Linked DNA regions of Homo sapiens: region 1 is linked to region 2. The links are chromatin loops, found by intact Hi-C in ENCODE. Cell type or tissue: IMR-90. All regions are shown on one strand.

Evidence for each region. Hi-C counts contacts between places; a loop is a spot of excess contacts. Peaks named below come from ENCODE experiments on the same cell type or tissue, not always from the same donor. Only the 100,000 strongest peaks of a DNase experiment are listed, where the experiment ranks them.
Region 1: it touches region 2 in a loop (5-fold over the local background); 1 of 110 quality-filtered maps calls a loop at or near these places.

The regions. Positions count from the first base shown.
Region 1 is chr1:246,906,498-246,908,997 of GRCh38, forward strand. It overlaps AHCTF1 (AT-hook containing transcription factor 1), which reads right to left. Exons shown (of 36, transcript NM_001323342.2): 5 at 1,054-1,261. Among named protein-coding and RNA genes, the nearest start is that of AHCTF1, 24 kb to the right of the region's middle. In IMR-90, a CTCF peak has its summit at 1,187; a DNase peak (open chromatin) is centred at 1,174.
Region 2 is chr1:247,314,447-247,316,946 of GRCh38, forward strand. All of the region lies in intron 6 of ZNF496 (zinc finger protein 496), which reads right to left. Among named protein-coding and RNA genes, the nearest start is that of ZNF496, 16 kb to the right of the region's middle. In IMR-90, no CTCF peak of the experiment used is centred here; a DNase peak (open chromatin) is centred at 1,435.

The DNA.
Region 1 (2,500 bases), 410 kb before region 2:
CTTGAACTTGGGAAGTGGAGGTTGCAGTGAGCCAAGATCGTGCCACTGCACTCCAGCCTGGGCAACAGAGTGAGACCCCACCCCCCAAAAAAATAGAAAAAAAAGAGCTGATAAAAGGATAACAGCAAAGAGAGTTGAGATACACTTCCTATAAGATAAATTACTCAATAAAATATACCAGTATGCCTCAGGAAAAATGGAGAAACAAATAAATTGACAACTTAAGGGCCAAATAGGCATCTATTTAACGCTTAACACAAATTAACTTAGCTACAAAGTATCAATATAATTATATTTTGGGGACTTTTTGACAGCAGAAAAAATTTAAAACACAAGTATTTTGTAACTTTGATTTTTAAAAATCCTTTTTTTTCCCTCTCAACTGAGAATTCTTTATTAAGCTGTTACTTTACACAGATGATGATTAGGAAGGTACTTCTGAAAGAACTCATATTATACAAACACAGCCATGTGTCACTTAACAAAAGGGGATCTGTTCTGAGAAATGCTCGTCAGGGATTCAGTCATTGTGCAAACATCATACAGTCTAGTAACACAAACCTAGATGAGATAGCCTACTATATACCTAGGCTAGATGGTATAGCCTGTTGCTCTTAGTCTACTAACCTGTACAGCATGTTACTGTATGGAATACTGCAGGCAACTATAACACAATGGTATCTTAAACATTAAAAAGGTACAATCAAAATACAGTAAAATTTTATGAGACCCCTTTCTTACATAAGGACTGTTGTTGACCAAAACGTTGTAAAGTTACAAAGTCATGCTTTACTAGCATGTTAAACACATGACTGTAATGCCTTTTAAATAAACACTGAAAAAAAATAAAGCTAAATTCATGTGCTAAGTCACTCCTTTATGGTATTCACATTGATTTAATGCCATGAAAAATTAGTCATCTCAATCATTCATTCAATCATTAATCTACCCACCCTTTTCTCACTATGCTAACTTTCAAATATTAGTAAATGAGTACAAGCTATATGCAAAAAAACTACCTATAATCAAATAAGGGAAAAAAGTTATACTTACTCTCTTTTCATGCTTTTCATGTTCCAAAGTGCTAGATAGCCATCAGAAAAACCTACAGCAAGCTGATTTGTCCTGCTTATGTAACTAAGAGTTGAAACAGCTGTTCCTGTTGGACTTACTAACTGGAAACACAGATGGCGCCCTTGTCTCATTACACTTTCTCTAATGTGTGGTACTTCAGCTGGGATACCAGTTAGAACTTCAAGATCTAAAACCACAAATTAGACAAATGAAGTTAAAAAACTAGAAACAGCATTAAAAGCAAATATGTCATCCATTATTCAAGCTGCAAATGAAGTCAACTGAGTTAAATGAAGTTAATTGAAATTAAAAGATTAGTGATAACAAAAAAGTATGTTAAACTAGAAAATTGCCATCCTTATCTATTTAAATGCCACAATTTAAAAAACACATTCAATTATATAATATTTAAAAATTCTCTCAGTACATCTCAAATATTATCTAAGATAGAATTTTTTTAGGGTTAACAACCATAAATAAAACTGATTTATTTCTTTATTGAAATTTAGAACTACTACCTAAATACCTTCCTTGGAGCAATGGCTGATTCCGGGTCAGGGGGAAGAAAATACATAAAATGAGCCTGGTACATCTTATGCCAATAATCTAGGAAGCTATCACAGATGAAAGGGAATGTATCAGACAACATGAAGGGGCTCTCATTACCAATGACAGGACATTTTGGGCATCAAAAACAATAAAATTAATGAAACACATTAAATATGCCAAACCTGAAAAATTCACAGGGATACAAAAAAAAAAAAAAAAGAGGGGTGGGGCAAGGGGGAAGCCTACCCTCCCCACCTACAAAAGACCTTATATTGAACAATTGGAGTAACTAGGTATCACCTGCTTACTCTGAAAATTAGTACTTAAGAAACACTAAACATTTATCCTGCCTGTTCTGTAGACATTGTGTTTCAGAGTGACCAGAAAGCCCTAATTAATGAGAAAATTATTCTTTACATTGACAGAACATAAAAATCATCATTTTGCAGCCCTTAATGAAATAAGGGACTTATCCAAGAATCTTAGGCCGGGCACGGTGGCTCACGCCTGTAATCTCAGCACTTTGGAAGGCCAAGGTGGGCGGATCACAAGGTCAGGAGATTGAGACCATCCTGGCTAACACGGTGAAACCCAGTCTCTACTAAAAAAAAAAAAAAAAAAAAAATTAGCCGGGCATGGCGGCGTGCGCCTGTAGTCCCAGCTGCTGGGGAGGCTGAGGCAGGAGGAGAATGGTGTGAATCCGGGAGGCAGAGCTTGCCGTGAGCCAAGATTGAGCCACTGCACCCCAGCCTGGGTGACAGAGCAAGACTCCGTCTCAAAAGAAAAAAAAAAAAAAGAATCTTAATGAATGAAACAATTAGCTCAAAGTAAGGTTTTATAATTTTGGCATTACAGTATTCCCTCTCATTATTTACAG
Region 2 (2,500 bases):
TTAAAATTTCAATTTAAAATGATGGTATATCCATATAATACTAGGAAACCAGGAAAATAAAGCAGTCCTTTATATAATTGGAAAGGACCACAAAATAAAATTTTTGTGGAAAAAAGAAAAGTAACTCAAAGGACTTTTATATTACTAGTATCTATGTGACAAGCAAAAAAGGAACAGAATAATTTTTAAAACATGCTTTGCATCTGCCTACCTCTCTGGAAAACTATCAGTTACTGTCAGATGGTTTCCCCGGGTGTTGGGGCCAGGCACCCAGGACACGGCTGGGAAGGAGTGATTTTCTTTCTTTCTCTTTTTTTTGAGATCGGTTTTTGCTCTGTCGCCCAGGCTGAAGTTCAGTGGTGCAATCTTGGCTCACGGCAACCGCTGCTTCCCAGGTTCAAATGATTTTTGGGCCTCAGCCCCCTAAGTAGCTGGGACTCTAGGCATTCACTACCATGACCAGCTACTTTTTTTTTGGTATTTTTAGTAGAGATGGAGTTTCACCATGTTGCCAGGCCGGTCTTGAGCTCCTGAGCTCAAGTGATTCAACCACCTTGGCCTCCCAAAGTGGTAGGATTATGGGTGTGAGCCACCAAGCCCAGCCTTGACTAGTCTTTTTTTTTTTTTTTTTTTTTTAAAAAAAGCAAAAATATAGAGGGCAGAGGGCACTTAAAGGAATCATGTTGGTGAAAAGTAAAAGATGTTAATATAAAAAAAAAACACCTATGGAATAATTATGCGTCAATTGTACATATGTATCCCAGTGATCACAGCTGACGTGACCCATGCAGGACACCCCACCTTCAATGCCTCCAGATGTGCTGCATGGGGAGTGCACAGCCCAGTGTGGTTCTCCTGCAAAATGCGTGGCCTGAGTGCCACTGTGAGTCTAACCCCACCTGAGGGAAGGAAGCTGTATCACCTATCACGATATTCCACTCTTCAAAACTAGCCACAGCATGACAAACATTGAGAACCCAAGGAGGAAGTGTTAAGAGATGGGACAACTAAATAAGAAGCAACGATGCTGGATCATTATTGTTTTAATGTGAAATTTCCTCAATGTGATAACTGTATTGTGGTTAAGAGATTGTCCTTGTGTTTAGGAAATACGCTCCTTTGGCATGAATAAGGGGGCACAAACGTCTGCATCTAACTGAAGATTTGGGGAAAAATAGAATGAGGGGGTGGGAGTGGGTAAGGAAGAGAGAGGGAGAACGGGGAAAGTGAAGGAAAGGGTATTTGGAAGTCTCTGTACTGTTCTTGCCATCTTCCCTAACTTTAAAATTAATTCCAAAGAAAAAGTTTAAAATAAAAAGAAAGAGAATACCTCAAAAATTCTAAATTTGAGTCAGGGTTTTGGAACAAGGACTCTTGCCTGTACATATGAATCACAGGCATCTTAGTAAAAACTCTGACTCAGTAGGTCGGGGTGGAGCCTCAGAGGCTGTATCTGAATGAGCCCCTAAGTGGATCTGCTGCTCGGAAGAGGTCAGTGTGGAAAAGCCTGTCTTCCCAGGCTGTTCCACAGAATCCAAAACAGGCCTCGGGAAGCCACTGGATTTCATTACAAGGACCTGTGGGAGTCAACTTGATGTTGGTTTCTTAAATGGGGAAAAAATGGTAATTGCCCCAGTGACAAAAAATACAAAAGAATTCATCACTCTGACACGACTTCCTGGGAGAGGGGTGTGTGTGTGTGTGTGTGTGTGTGTGTGTGTGTGTGCACGACTTCCTGGGAGGGGTGTGTGTGTGTGCGCGCGCGTGCGCGTGTGTGTGTGTGTGTGTGTGAGCGCGCGCAGTGGGGGTCCCGAGGGAAAAACTGAGAGTATATATTAACAACAGATTTGGATGCTTTTTCCTTTGAGCCTTGGTTAGGTGTTTGAGGATCTACTTGCTATACTTTGAATGTGGCCCTCAAATTTCAGGTGCTGGAAACTTGATCCCCCATGTGGCAGTATTGAAAGGTGTGGCCTTTACGAGGTGATGAATAGGTTGTCATGGGAGTGGAACTGGTGGCTTTGTAAGCAGAGGAAGAGAGACCGGAGCAAGCGCGTCAGGACACTCAGCCCCTCGCCATGTGACGCCCTGCACCCACCTCGGGACACCACAGAGCCCCCACCAGCACGAACGCTCTCACCAGATGGAGCCCCTCAACCCGAATCTTCTCAGCCTCCATAAATATGAGAAGTCAATTATTTTTTTTATAAATTACAGTTTCAGGTATTCTGTTACAAGTGACAGAAAACTGACTAGACAGTCAAGGCATCACAGAAGCAAACCCAAGTCCAAGGGCCAGGTGGGTGGACAGACAGTGCTCCAGTCACCTCCAGAATCTGACACGGCCACTTAGCAGGATCCCCAGGGAGCTTTTAGAACCATATGGACCAATGCTTACATGCTGGGGAGGAGCATAAAAACAGGACATTGATCTACAGCGGGATCCTTTTATTTGTGATCGATTTATTTGTGAGGCACACAAATAAATTGGCAGAGAAAA